3 separate regions of the Homo sapiens genome follow, and regions 2 and 3 are each linked to region 1. The links are chromatin loops, found by intact Hi-C in ENCODE. Cell type or tissue: mammary epithelial cell. All regions are shown on one strand.

Region 1 (5,000 bases):
TTTTTTTTTTTTTTTTTTTTTGAGATGGAGTCTCACTCTATCGCCCAGGCTGGAGTGCAGTGGTGCAATCTCCACTCACTGCAAGCTCCACTCCCAGGTTCACGCCATTCTCCTGCCTCAGCCTGTCGAGTAGCTGGGACTACAGGCGCCCGCCACCACGCCTGGCTAATTTTTTTGTATTTTTAGTAGAGACAGGGTTTCACCGTGTTAGCTAGGATGGTCTCGATCTCCTGATCTCAGGTGATCCACCCGCCTCGGCCTCCCAAAGTGCTGGGATTACAGGCGTGAGCCACCGTGCCCGGCCAATTTTTGTATTTTTAGTGGAAATGGAGTTTCTCCATGTTGGTCAGCCTGGTCTCGAACTCCTGATCTCAGGTGATCTGCCCGCCTCAGCCTCCCAAAGTGCTAGGATTACAGGCGTGAGCCACCATACCCAGCCTACGCCAAACTTGTAGGGAAAAGAGAGAGAGATCAGACTGTTACTGGGTCTACATAGAAAAGGAAGACATAAGAAAGTCCATTTTGATCTGTACCCTGAACAATTGTTTTGCCTGGAGATGCTGTTAATCTGTAACTTTAGCCCCAACCTTGTGCTCACAGAAATATGTGTTGTATGGAATCAAGGTTTAAGGGATCTAGGGCTGTGCAGGATGTGCCTTGTTAACAAAACGTTTACAGGCAGTATGCTTGATAAAAGTCATCGCCATTCTCCATTCTCGATTAACCAGGGGCACAATGCACTGCAGAAAGCCACAGGGACCCCTGCCCAGGAAAGCCAGTATTGTCCAAGGTTTCTCCCCACTGAGACAGCCTGAGGTATGGCCTCGTGGGACGGGAAAGACCTGACCATCCCCCAGCCCAACACCCGTGAAGGGTCTGTGCTGAGGAGGATTAGTAAAAGAGGAAGGCCTCTTGCAGTTGAAATAAGAGGAAGGCCTCTGTCTCCTGCATGCCCCTGGGAACGGAATGTCTCAGTATAAAACCCGATTGTACATTCGTTCTATTCTGAGATAGGAGAAAACCGCCCTGTGGCTGGAGGTGAGATATGCTGGTGGCAATACTGCTCTGTTATTCTTTACTACACTGAGATGTTTGGGTGGAGAGAAGCATGAGTCTGGCCTATGTGCACATCCAGGCATAGTACCTTCCCTTGAACTTATTTGTGACACAGATTCCTTTGCTCACATGTTTTCTTGCCAACCTTCTCCCCGCTATCACCCTGTTCTGCCACATTCCCCTTGCTGAGATAGTGAAAATAATAATCAGTAAATACTGAGGGAACTCAGAGACGGGGGCCGGTGCAGGTCCTCTGTATGCTGAGCGCCAGTCTCCTGGGCCCCACTGTTCTTTCTCTATACTTTGTCTCTGTGTCTTATTTCTTTTTTTAGTCTCTCGTCCCACCTGACGAGAGATACCCACAGGTGTGGAGGGGCAGGCCACCCCTTCATCTGCCGCCAATGTGGGTGCCTTTCTCTAAGGTGAAGGTACATTAAGAACGTGAGCATTGAGGACAGTCGACGAGAGATTCCCGAGTACGTCCACCGTCAGCCTTGCGGTAAGCTTGTGTGCTCGGAGGAACCCAGGGTAACAATGGGACAAACTGAAAGTAAATATGCCTCTTATCTCAGCTTCATTAAAATTCTTTTAAGAAGAGGGGGAGTTAGGGCTTCTACAGAAAATCTAATTACGCTATTTCAAACAATAGAACAATTTTGCCCCTGGTTTCCAGAACAGAGAACTTTAGATCTAAAAGATTGGGAAAAAAATTGGCAAAGAATTAAAACAAGCAAATAGGGAAGGTAAAATCATCCTACTTACAGTATGGAATGATTGGGCCATTATTAAAGCAACTTTAGAACCGTTTCAAACAGAAGAAGATAGCATTTCTGCTGCCCCTGAAAGCTGTGTAATAGATTGTGAAGAAGAGGCAGAGACAGAGTTTAGGAAAGGAATGGAAAGTTCACATTGTAAATATGTAGCAGAGTCTGTAATGGCTTGGTCAACGCAAAATGTTGACTACAATCAATTAAAGGAGGTAATATATCATGAATAATCAAAATTGGGGGAAGGAGGTCCAGAATTATTGGGGCCATCAGAGCCTAAACCACGATGGCCATCAACTCCTCCCGTGGTTCAGATACCTGTAACATTACAACCTCAAAGGGAGGTTAGACAAGTACAAACCCCAAGAGAATATCAAGTAGAAAAGGATAGAGTCTCTATCCCGGCAATGCCAATTCAGATGCAGTATCCACAATATAAGCTGGTAGAAAATAAGACCCAACCACCAGTAATTTATCAGTACTGGCCGCCAGCCGACCTTCAGTATCGGCCACCTCCAGAGGTTAAATACAGACCTCAAGTGGTGTGTCCTGTGCCAAATAGCACGGCACCATACCAGCAACCCACGGCAGTGGTGTTTAATCCTACCGCACCACCTAGTGGACAAGGTAGTACACTGCATGAAATTATTGATAAAGCCAGTAAACAGGGAGATCTTGAGGCATGGGAGTTCCCGGTAATTTTACAACCGATACCGGCCGGGAAAGGGACTCTAGCAGGAGCGTCTGTCCAAACTGAAGCTAGATATGAATCTTTCACCATGAAAATGTTAAAAGATATGAAGGAAGGAGTTAATATGGACCCAACTCCCCTTATGTGAGAACATTATTAGATTCCATTGTTCATGGAAATAGACTTATTCCTTATGACTGGGAAATTTTGGCTAAATCTTCCCTTTCACCCTCTCAGTTTCTACAGTTTAAACCGTGGTGGATCGATGGAGTACAAGAACAGGTACGAAAAAATCAGGTTACTAACCCCACTGTTAATATAGATGCAGACCAATTGCTAGGAACAGGTCCAAATTGGAGCACCATTAACCAACAATCAGTAATGCAGAACACCTGTTGAACACCTAAGGGCTATTGAACACCTAAGGGCTATTTGCCTCAGGGCCTGGGAAAAAATTCAGGACCTGGGAACCACCTGCCCTTCTTTTAATTCAATTAGACAAGTCTCTAAAGAGCCATATCCAGACTTTGTGGCAAGGTTGCAAGATGCTGCTCAAAAATCTGTTACAGATGATAACGCCCGAAAAGATATTGTAGAATTAATGGCCTATCAAAATGCAAATCCAGAATGTCAATCGGCCATAAAGCCATTAAAAAGAAAAGTTCCAGCAGGAGTTGATGTAATTACAGAATAAGTGAAGGCTTATGATGGGATTGGAGGAGCTATGTATAAAGGCAATGCTAATGGCTGAAGCAATAGCGGGAGTCGCTTTAGGAGGACAAGTTAGAACATTTGGGAAAAAATGTTATAATTGTGGTCAAATCGGTCATCCGAAAAGGAGTTGCCCAGTCTTAAGTAAACAGAATATAATAAATCAAGCTGGCCGGGCACGGTGGCTCACACCCGTAATCCCAGCACTTTGGGAGGCCGAGGCTGGTAGATCACAAGGTCAGGAGGTCGAGACTATCCTGGCTAACATGGTGAAACCCCATCTCTACTAAAAATACAAAAAATTAGCCAGGCGTGGTGGCGGGTGCCTATAGTCCCAGCTACTCGGGAGGCTGAGGCAGGAGAATGGCATGAACCCAGGAGGCAGAGCTTGCAGTGAGCCGAGATCGCACCACTGCACTCCAGCCTGGGCAACAGAGCCAGACTCCGTCTCAAAAAAAAGAAAAATATAAATATAAATAAATCAAGCTATAACGGCAAAAAATAAAGAGCCACCTGGCCTGTGTCCAAAATGTGGAAAAGGAAAACATTGGGCTAATCAATGTCATTCTAAATTTGATAAAGATGGGCAACCATTGTTGGGGAAATGGGAAGAGGGGCCAGCCTCAGGCCCCGCAACAAATTGGGGCATTCCGATTCAGCCGTTTGTTCCTCAGGGTTTTCAGGGACAAAAACTCCCGCAGGAAATACCACCACTTCAGGGAGTCAGCCAATTACAACAATACAACAGCTGTCCCCTGCCACAGCAGGCAGCGCAGCAGTAGATTTGTGTTCTACTCAAATGGTTTCTTTACTCCCTGGAGAGCCCCCGCAAAAGATTCCTACAGGGGTATATGGCCCGCTGCCAGAAGGGACGGTAGGCCTTATTTTAGGGAGATCAAGTCTAAATTTGAAGGGAGTCCAAATTCATACTGGTGTAATTGATTCAGATTATAAAGGGGAAATTCAGTTAGTGATCAGCTCCACTGTTCCCTGGAGTGCCAATCCAGGTGATAGAATTGCACAATTACTGCTTTTGCCTTGTATTAAAATTGGGAAAAACAAAACGGAAAGAACAGGAGGGTTTGGAAGTACCAACCCTGCCGGAAAAGCCGCTTATTGGGCTAGTCAGGTCTCAGAGGATAGACCCGTGTGTGCAGTCACTATTCAGGGAAAGCAGTTTGAAGGATTAGTGGATACTGGGTGATGGTGCTATCATTGCCTTAAATCAATGGCCCCAAAATTGGCCTAAACAAAAGCCTGTTACAGGACTTGTCGGCGTAGGCACTGCCTCAGAAGTGTATCAAAGTGCCATGAGTTTACATTGTCTAGGACCTGATGATCAAGAAAGTACAGTTCAGCCTATGATCACTTCTATTCCAATTAATTTATGGGGCCGAGACTTGTTACAACAATGGCATGCAGCGATTACTATCCCAGCCCCCAATACAGCCCCACGAGTCAAAAAATCATAACTAAAATGGGATATCTCCCTGAAAAGGGACTAGGAAAGAATGAAGACAGCATTAAAGTCCCAATTGAGGCTGAAAAAACTCAAAAAAGAAAAGGAATAGGGTATCCTTTTTAAGAGCGGCCACTGTAGAGCCTCCAAAACCCATTCCATTAACTTGGAAAACAAAAAAACCTGTATGGGTGAATCAGTGGCTGCTACCAAAACAAAAGCTGGAGGCTTTACACTTATTAGCAAAGGAACAATTAGAAAAGGGACATATTGAGCCTTCATTTTCGCCTTGGAATTCTCCTGTGTTTGTAATTCA
Region 2 (5,000 bases), 360 kb before region 1:
GGCAGAGTGCTAACCAACCTCGATTCTATACACTGTGGGGAACCCGAGGCCCACAAACACCTCACCCCCAAAGACACACACAACTCATCTCTTGCTGACATAGGTAGTGCCAGTCCCTGTCACAAGCAGGACCCGAGCCCGAGACTGATTACAGAATCGGCCTGTGCTTCCCCACCCCACCAAATCTCTCTCTCCCCACCCGCTTGGCCAGAATTCCCCAAAGTGAGGATGAGTCCCAGGACACAGGTAGGAATCTGCAGGTAAGAAAAACTTTAGAGATGAACCTCGGAAGAACCTCAGCTCCCTCACCTGGAGACCCAGAAAGGGACACTGACTGGCCCTCAGTCACTGGGAAGGGAACGGCAGAGCCAGGTCCAGACCTCAGTCTCCTGACTTTAATTCTCGGCTCTCTCTTGACACTGTCTGTCACCCTCCCTAGACTCTGCACTTCCTACGGGTACAACCTATTGTGCAAGTCACCTCTGATGCCTGTGGTACATGGCACACAGTAAATACTCAGTGAGTGTGGATGAATAAACGGGAGCGGAGCAAGGACCCCAAACACATTTTGCTCCCTCTCCTGCTGCCTGGTGCTGGGTGTGGTGGGAGCAATGGCTAGTTACAACGCAATGGTGCCAGCCCACTTGACTGCCAGGTCTGCCAGGGCTGCTCCTCCAACTCAGGCCAGCTAGGGCCTCTCTGGGTGAGGACTCACGGGCCCCACTTTTTGAGCCCCCAGTTTCCAGTGTCCAGGCAAGGCCTGGATGCATACTCCCCAGGATCACAGCTCAGAGGTCCTCTCTTCTAGAAGGGACCTCTAGATAGGGATGGGGTCTGCATACACTCCTGCCCACAGCTGCTTTTCCCAGGGCACCCATGTGATCCCAGGCAAGGCCTCCCAATCTGAGCAAGTGGTAGAACTGGCCCCTGGCCCAACACCTGGGCACCTCCCAGAGCCACCTAGAGTGTACGCCCCCAATGTGGGACCACTATGTGGAACGCGGCACAGCCCCTGAGCCCCTTCCGGCATCCCCTCCATGACTCTCCCCAGCCCCTCTGTGGGTTCATGGACCCCATTTGGAGTTTTCCTCCATTTCCCAGGTCAGAGTTCAGCCTCTGTCCCACACAGCAAAGCCTGGTCAGGCCAGTGGCTCTCTGCCTATTCTGACACCCTGTCCTTGTCAGAATAACCTAAATATCATGAGACATTTTGCAATTTGGCCACCATCTGGCCCCTCCCTGCCCTTCCAGCCTTGTTCCTCAGTCCTCCCACACAAGGAGTTGCCATTGCAGCCAGACTGGGCTCTCCCAGGGCACCCAACACACCTGTCCCTGTGCTCAACTATAGTCTCTCTCGCCTTGGCTCCACTCCTCCCCACGGCCATCCACCTGGCTCTCAGAGCTCACCTCCTCCATGAAGCCCGCCCTGATCATGGGAACCACTTCCCACTCCTCCCTGCTGCCCTCCAGACCTCTCCTGCCCTGATTTCGAGGACCTTCTCCCCTGTGCTCCTCCCATGCTCCGACCTCTCCCTCTCACTCATCATGCAGAGCTCCTTCTCCTCTCATTCCCCCTAGATGTGAGCACCTCTCAGCTTCTGCCCTCACTTTTGGGTTCCACACCCTGCACAGTCCTTTTGGGTAACATCACCCATTCCCATGGTTTCCCAAACCCCGAAATCTGTATTTCCAGGCGAGATCCCTCTCCTGAGCCTCAGGTGCCTACACGTGGACATCCCTTAGATTCCATGAAGTTATTATATTTATTTTATTTTATTTTATTTTATTTTGAGTCAGAGTCTCGCTCTGTCACCCAGGCTGGAGTGCAATGGCACAGTCTTGGCTCACTGCAACCTCTGCCTCTTGGGTTCAATCAATTCTCATGCCTCAGCCTCCCAAGTAGCTGGGATTACAGGCAGGCACCACCACACCCGGCTAATTTTTTGTATTTTTAGTAAAGATGGGGTTTCACCATGTTGGCCAGGCTGGTCTTGAACTCCTGACCTCAGGTGATCTGCCCACCTTGGCCTCCCAAATTGCTGGGATTACAGGCCTGAGCCACCGCACTGGTCAGATCATTGTATTTAAATCTGAATTCTCATTCCCTTCAAAACCACTCAGGGCATCAGCCGAGACACGAGACGCCCTGGCCCCCACTCCATCACAGCCTGCTTGACCTATCCCCAACACCCTTGGCACTATCCACCTTGCCCCACATCCACAGCCCCACCTCAGCCCAAGCCACTGGGACACTCTCTTGCCACTGCCTGCCACGTGGCCTGCTTGCATCTCATTTCAGGCCATTTCAATCCATTTTCCACACAGCAGCCTAAGGATCATTCAACAGTACCAATGTAATCATATTGCACTCCTGTTTAAAAGCCTTCAGTGGCTCACCAAACCTGCAGCATCAAGTCCTGGCCCCTTAGTATAGCCCCAAGTCCCTCCGTGGCAGGGCCCAGGGCTGACCTCACAGCCTTGTCTGCTGCAGTGTGCCATCAGCTCAGTGTTCTCAGATCGCCCCCTCCCGGCCTGTGCAAAACACTGTGCCCGTGGCCTGCGAGGCCCTTCTCCTGCCTTGTCACTTGGCTTCACTGCTCATAGTGCCAGACTCAACTCAGAACTGAGAGGGCACTTCCTCTGGGAAGCCTTGCCTGCCCCTCAAACATGGTTTCAGACCCTTAAGCCTGTCTACCTCCATCACAGCCCTGTGACTGCTGGCTTACTGGTCAGTAGTGCCAGCACACATGGAGCACCCCAGGCCTACACACCAGGACTCTGGGCATCTGGAGATGGGGAGTGGGGTGCAAGCCCAACCTTACCTGTCTCTGTGGGCCTGTGGGGTCCGACTCTCTCCGTCGAGGGCGGGGTCCCGAGTGCAGGGGTGAGTGGGAAGGGCTGCCAGGCGTGGGGGGCTGTGACGTCTCGGAACGGCCATCGCCCTGGCTCAGCTGGGGTGGCAGGGGCTGGGGCGGCAAATGCTGCAGGTCCTCCTCCGCCAGCGCCTGCATGCTGCGTCCCCGGGGCCGGACGGTGGGCTCTGCCCCCAGCCGCCGCCGCTCTTCGCCCTCCTCGGGCAGTGGCCGCAGCTCCTCGGGCTCCTCATCCGTGGTGCCCGATGTGCTGGGCTCAGCCCCTGGAGGGAAGTCCTTGAGCTCCGTCTCCTTGTCGATGATGACCCACTCTTTGCTGTCGAAATCCTCCTCCTCAGCCAGCGGCACCGAGCGGAAGGCGTTGCTCAGGGCCTCCTGCTCCACAGAGGCTGACACGTCCATGCGGCCACTGGCCTGTCGGTCAGCGTGGCCTGTGTCCACTGACAGCATCTGGGCTGGCTGAGAGGAGCAGGCCTGGCGCGAGGGCGAGCCAGGCAGATCCATCCGTGACCTGCAAAGCCACCCCTCACGGGGCTCAATACCTGGCCCCACTGGACCCCCAAGGACCCCACGCCAGCGGCAGGGTGGGGCGTGACTCCCAAAACCTCCTGACCGCAGTACCCCTCCCACCCTGAGCCAGGCCAGTTACCTCTAGGTTGTCACCCTCCAACCTCACTTCCTATCAAGGCTTTGTTAGTTCGTTTGTTAGTTCGTTCGTTCATTCATTCATTCATTCATTCAACAAATGTTTTTGAATGCTTACCGTGCTCCAGGAATACAAACAAGCAGAAAATAAACTCGGGTTTCTGTGCAAGGAACGCTCTCTCCTGGGCCACCCTAGGGAAGCTAATCTTCCTCAGGCAAGCTTTGTTCTTGCCTCTCCAGTGCTCACACCCGCCAGTGGCTGCTTCCTGCTGCTTCCAGGCAAACACACCCAACTGGCCCTTGAGTTTACAGAGGGCTTTCCAGCCTCCTCTGCCATCACCCTCCAGGCCTGCCTGGCTGGTTTCATCACCCCCAAGATGGCCTTGCTAGTCCCAGCTCAACAAACTCCAGTGACTCCCCGGCCCCAACAACAAAGTCCACATTCCTTGGTTTACACTCAAGGCCTCTCACAGCCTGAATACAGCTGTCTCCCCATTTCCCTCACCAGCCCCATCTCAGATTCCACCCTTACGGCCCACCCCCAATGTAGCCTCTCCCCACAGGACCTCTCCCCACACACAGCCTGTCCTTCTACCCTTTGCTGTCTGATACAGGTTGGCTGTCACCTTGGGCAGGTAGCCTGCCTTTCCCATCCTACAAGGATTAGTGCGTTCTATCTCTCTCTCATCACAGGGTGAACCTCATGTCTGTCACATAATCTGTCTCCCCAAGAGACTGTGAGCTCTGCTGCGCAGGGCCTGGGTCCCATCTGACTTTACCCCAAGGGCATTGATCCTGCCTTGGGACATCTCTTCTGTCGTTATCTTTTTTTTTTTTTTTTTTTTTGAGACAGAATCTGTCACCCAGACTGGAATGCAGTAGCATGATCTTGGCTCACTGTAACCTCCACCCCCCAGGTTCAAGCTATTCTCCTGCCTCAGCCTCCTGAGTAGCTGCGCTTACAGGTGCACACCACCACGCCTCCCTAATTTTTGTATTTTTAGTAGAGATGGGGTTTCACCATGTTGGCCAGGCTGGTCTCAAACTCCTGACCTCAGGTGATCCACCCACCTTGGCCTCCCAAAGTGCTGGGATTACAGACGCGAGCCACTGTTCCCAGCCTCATTATATTGAACTGTGCTGTGAATCTCACATTACTTTCAGAGCTTCTCAACTTGGGGTCATGCCAGCCCCAAGAGGAGGATATTTCTGATTGTACAGTAGTGTGTGTGTGGGGAGGTGCTACACAAGAAAGAATCGCCCTCTCTCAAATGCCAGGGTACCCCACTGAGAGCCAGCACGGAGGCCTAACCTATCTGGGGTTTGTGCCACTCCCTCACATTCAGGCTGTGGGCAGGGGGCTGACTTTCATTCTCCCCCAGCATCGAGCCTGTGGTTCAATGGCTCTTCAGCTGCAGAGGCAGGGGTGCAGATCAGAACTGCCTGTGGGGCTTCCTTAAAATACCACCACCCCAGCCTACG
Region 3 (5,000 bases), 600 kb before region 1:
GTATGCCTGATGCTCAGCACATGCTGCGTCTCAGGTTCTTTAAATGTGCTCCACGCACTGTGACCAGATGGAGATATGGCTGCAAGGGCAGTAAACCACTGTGGCCCTCGTTTCTGCCTGTGAGTGAAGTTAATGGGGCAGGAGAGCCAATGTTTTGCAGCTGACTATAGGCCCCGAAGAGCAGAGTCCGGACCTAACAGTTCCTGGCAGGGAGTACATATTCAACAAATGTTAGCCAAACAAAGCAAAGCTGGAGGAAGGGCTGGACTTCCTGGGGACAATGAAGAGCAGCTGTGCTGGTGGGAAGTGGCTGTAGCACTGCCTCCTGATATGCCCCAAAGGGGCCACAGGTTGAATGGCTCTACTCCACTACGGAGGACCAGAGTCCCAACCACTAGCAGATTAGGACCCCTCAGTCTACTGGGCTGCCTCTTGCAGGGAGAATATCATATGGGATCATTTCTGCTAAGCTACAAAGACTCAGGGGTTCCCTGACATGTGGACATATACTCACAGACAGTCCCCCTTGAGCCTACATTACCCCCACCTGCACTACTGCGGCTAGGAGACCTCAGGCCTGCAACAGCAAGGCCCACTCTCACCCCAACTCAGGACCAGAAGCTCAGGCAGGAGAAGTCAGCCAGACACCCAGCCTCAGGGGCCTTGCCTCTGCCGGTCAGGCTGTGATACCAGTCTTGCTGACCTCCTGCTCAAGCCGGGATCCAGGAATTTCCAAACGCAGCTCCCGATGCTCTGGTGGTGCCTTACGGTAGGGTTTCTTAGCAGGGGCGGCACTAGTCATTCTGGGAGGTGACGGCTCCTCCGCCTGCTGAGAAGCAAGAAGGAGGCAGGCTCAGAGATGTGGCCAGAAGGACTCTGGACTGAGAAAAAACAAAGATGGTGAAAGGGGACATATGTTGAGGCCACCACATAGGCTGACAGGCCTGGGCCATTACTGGAGTCACTAGAGGGGCAGGACTTAGGTGTGTCAGTCCCCATAGGTCAAAGGAGTGCTGGAGGGTGGGGCATGGGTCCAACGGGGAACAGATGGGTGGGAAAGGCAGGGCCTAGGGCCTGAACACCTAGGTTCTAAGAGTGGGACAGGGAGCTTCAAAGCAGCCCACCACCCTCCTTACCACTCTCCTTTGTGGGCTCTGAAGGCCTCAGAAGGTAAAACTGCTCTCTATGCATTAGTTTTCTCAACTCTAAATTAGCGATAAAACAGCATCAATTTCTTTTTTTCTTTTCTTTTTTGAGACAGGGTCTTGCTCTGTTGCCCAGGCTGGAGTGTAGTGGCGCAATCTTGGCTCACTGCAGCCTCGACCTCCTGGGCTCAAGTAATCCTCCTGCCTCAGCCTTCTGTGTAGCTCGGACCACAAGCATGTGCCACTGCACCTGGCTATTTTTTGTACACAGCGTCTCACTTTGTTGCCCAGGCTCAAACTCTCAAGCTCAAGCAATCCCTCTGTCTTGGCCTTCCAAAGTGCTGGGATTATAGGTGTGAGCTACTGATTCCAGTTAAGAATAGCACCAATTCATAGGGTTGTTGGGAAGATGATGTAAAACACTTAGGAAATGTTGAATAAATGTTAGTTTAAAAAAAATCATAACCAAAAATGTGAGTTTGGGGATACAATCCAGGATCCCCAGTGGGAGTCTCAAGGCCCAAGAGAGCTCTCTGGCCTCAGCCACTGATGACCAAACCCCTGTGGCCTCCACCACTCTTTTCACCAGCCCCCGCCGAGAGAGAACACTTGGCTGCCCCCTCACCTGCCCCTCCCCAGAAGAGAGCCAGGCTGAGGGCACAGGCCTCATCAGGGACATACCGTCTGTTTGTCGGCAGCTCTCTCTGTTCCGCTGTCCGGGAGTTAGCCCTCGGCTCTCCGCATCCCACGGCCCCTCCACTTCCTTTAGCCACAGCTCCTGAAACCAGAGAAGGGAAGAAAGTGGAAACCAGGTGTCAGCCGCCTGTCTGTCAGTGCTACAGGCCTGCTGCCCAGTCTGGGACCTGGAAGGCCCCCCAGGGAGAACCACGGCAGGAAGGCCATGAAACAGAGGGCCTGAGGGGAAAGCGGCTGGAGGCAGATGACTGGAAGCACTGGGTTCCTGCCTTTCTCCATGACAGTACTGTCACAGGCCCAGATGAGATACATGTGTCTGTGTGTTCATGGTCTCAGCACATTGCCCAATTCTGGAATAGGTCCGGTTCCGTCCTGTCCCTACTCCACATCGGTCCTCATCTCCCAAGCCTCTCAGAGTTTGGAAACAACTAAGAGATTTGGGGAACATGGGTTACAAATGAGAACACCAGGAAAAAGCCTCACAGAGATCCAAGAAGATAGAGAAAATGATGGAAAGAGAGCACCTAGCATTTCCAGAAGGAGGCCCAAGGCTATTTGGTGTATAATGATGGTCACCGGCCTTTGCAATGAGGAGGCATAGGGCTAGGAGAAGAAATCTGAAAAGGGAGCAACACAGAGCAGTAGCTCTCAACCAGGCAACTCTGTCCACCCTCCTTCCCCAGGGACGTCTGGCGCCCACTCTCCTTCCCCAGGGACGTCTGGCAAGTGTCTGGAGACATTTTTGGTTGTCGAAACCTGGAGGGAAGGAGTGCCACTGGCACCTAGTGGGTAGAAGCCGGGGATGCTTTGGTCATCCCACAACCATAGGGCAACTCCCACCACAAATGATTCCCAATAGAAAATATCCAGAGTGCCAAGGCTGAGGAACACTCGTGAAGAAAACCCCAGTCGGGGGAGTTGGAGACACCTGGGCTCCAGGCTCAGCACTGACACTGTGGGGCCCTGTGTAATGCCCTTCCTCACTGGATAGCTCAGTTCCTTATCTACACAGAGGTGGCTGGACTGAGTGACCTGTGAGAGCCCCTCCGGCCTCCTGAGGTTCAGAGATGGGTGCACACCCCTCCCTGGCCCCCACCTGTAATTAGCTGGGTTGCAGCACGGGGGCAGCAGCCACCAGTGATCAGGCAGTAACCTCAGGTGGCCTTCTGGGCAGAAAAAACAATCTCTTCCCGCCCCCATCAACCTAAACAGAGCTGGAGGTTGAGGGAAGCCTTGCGGGCTAAAGCATGTGTTCCCACTGTCGGGACATGCCCTGGCCATGACTCCTGTCACATTCCAACAGGGCCCGGGGCAGGGAGAATGGTGAGAGGGTAGGGAGGGTGGGGAAGCAGGAGTGGTCTCCCTCCTCTGTCTGGACAGCCTGGGCCCTGGTTTGGGGTTCGGTGGGGAGCTGAGGTGCGGCAGCACAGGCACGGCCGCCAGCCTCCTCCCCCTGACAGGAGGCAGAACGTGTCCCCACAGGGCACATGCAACATGCTGTGTCGGCTGACTCCCTGCACAGGAATCCGGGTGGGCGGGCCTGAAAGGACGGCACATTCCCGGGGTGTGGGGAGCAAACAAGTTACCCCAACAGGTTCCTTGGGGCTGCCCCTCCAGAGGAGCCCGGGGTGGGTGCTCCTATGGCCTGAGGGAGAGGCCTAGAAAGTCCTAAACCCACCTGGGTATGTGGATTCTGATACTCAGAGGGTAAATGTGTGGGGTGCGTGAGTTGGAAAACAGGGTATGGCCAGAGATGGAAGAGTGAGAGATGCGAGCAGTCAAGAGCTTCTACAAAGTAAAGGGGCAGCTCAGAGAGTTGGTCTCTGCCTTTCCCCTTCTCTACAGAGGGTCCAGGTCCCAGCTCCCTTCCCCCATGTGCTCCCCAGTCATCTCAGGAAGCCCTTTCTCTCTGCAGGCCCCTTTGTGTGCCCCTCCTCTATTCCTCTGTACTCCCTTGTCCCTATTCCTGGCAAGGCCTGTGCTGTCCTCTTGGTACCGAAACACCTGCATGAACGGCAGGCAGGCAGGGAGGACACAAACGCACTTGGGTGTCCAGCAATCCTGTAGGGAAGGCTGCTTCACTCCACACCCTGCAGCCCTGGCTCTAGTTGCCACACATCCTCTAGCTCCTCCTGCCTCACCCTGACCTCAAGCCCCACTCCCTGGCCCTACAGCATGTATTTATCCCCAGGGCTTCCATGGCCAGAGGCGATCTGGCTTGCTAGGCAAGGAGTATCCTGAGAAGGTAGCTGGCAGTGGGACAGGCAGTAAATGCAGACAGACTCTCTGGGGATGGGGGTGGTTGTGATGGGAGGTTATTCTCTCTGCCAGAGCCTATTCTTTCCACGCATGTCAGAGTTACAGGTATGGGAAACCACTCCCAACTAAGGAAGCAGAAGGCAATGCCCACTGGGAAGACAATCCACCAGGGGGCCCATGGTGTTCCTCAACACCAGGCTGCGAGGGAGATGTGTACCAACCACTTCCTGCCCTGTGTCCATAAACACAGGGTGTGCCCAACACCCAGGCCCTAGCTCCAACTTCTGAAATCTGCTGAGTGCCCCAGATCCAGCCCATTAGGGGCCCACAGTTCCAGCAATGAACAGGAATACAACGGGCCTGGCAGCCCACAGTCCTTGACTGGAGGCAAGGAAGGTGTGCAGGGAAAGTCCGGACAGACCCAAGGAGGACAGTGATGCATGGTGCAGTGGATAACAAAGAGAGAAGCATCGGGACACTTGGCCTGCAAGCTGGGAGAAGGTAAAGGGGTGAGGCAGATGGCATCAGAGTGGTCCCTCCAGGAAGACCCAGCTACCAGGTGCAGCCTCCCCTGGCCACATCTCCTTCACCCAAAGGTTTCCCAAGTTGCCTTGGAGTGTTTCAGCCCAAGGAGGACTCCCAATCCCATGTGGGGAAGAAAAGGTCCCTAAGGAGAGCAGCTGGACAGCTCAGAATGGGCCATGGCCCATGATGAGCAAGCGGCAGCCAAGGACAGCCTCTGGGGCCTCCTGGCCTCTGGATGCTGAGCTGGCTCCAGGGCACCTCCCAGAAAATGGTCTTCTGGAGGAAGATCAGGAAATCAACAGAGCTGGCCCAACATGGTGGCTCACGCCTGTAATCCCAGCACTGTGGGAGGCCAAGGCAGGCGGATCACTTGAG

Evidence for each region. A loop is a pair of places that touch in the nucleus more often than their neighbours do. Peaks named below come from ENCODE experiments on the same cell type or tissue, not always from the same donor. Only the 100,000 strongest peaks of a DNase experiment are listed, where the experiment ranks them.
Region 2: a loop joins it to region 1, with 11 times the contacts of the local background. A loop is called at or near these places in 2 of 110 quality-filtered maps.
Region 3: it touches region 1 in a loop (18-fold over the local background); 11 of 110 quality-filtered maps call a loop at or near these places.

Annotation. Positions count from the first base shown.
Region 1 is chr6:42,899,080-42,904,079 of GRCh38, reverse strand. No RefSeq gene overlaps it. Among named protein-coding and RNA genes, the nearest start is that of PEX39, 11 kb to the right of the region's middle. RefSeq lists a silencer at 2,322-2,551. In mammary epithelial cell, a CTCF peak has its summit at 2,438 (motif pointing left); a DNase peak (open chromatin) is centred at 2,429; H3K4me3 peaks cover 171 bases; H3K27ac peaks cover 1,319 bases.
Region 2 is chr6:43,261,173-43,266,172 of GRCh38, reverse strand. It overlaps TTBK1 (tau tubulin kinase 1), which reads right to left. Exons shown (of 15, transcript NM_032538.3): 13 at 2,823-3,384. Among named protein-coding and RNA genes, the nearest start is that of TTBK1, 20 kb to the right of the region's middle. In mammary epithelial cell, a CTCF peak has its summit at 2,522 (motif pointing left); no DNase peak of the experiment used is centred here.
Region 3 is chr6:43,494,804-43,499,803 of GRCh38, reverse strand. It overlaps TJAP1 (tight junction associated protein 1), which reads right to left. Exons shown (of 11, transcript NM_001350562.2): 3 at 1,827-1,923; 4 at 704-826. The coding sequence starts at 802. Among named protein-coding and RNA genes, the nearest start is that of LRRC73, 13 kb to the left of the region's middle. RefSeq lists a silencer at 2,926-2,975. In mammary epithelial cell, CTCF peaks have their summits at 2,962 and 4,272 (motif pointing right); DNase peaks (open chromatin) are centred at 3,213, 3,943 and 4,043; H3K4me3 peaks cover 172 bases; H3K27ac peaks cover 1,916 bases.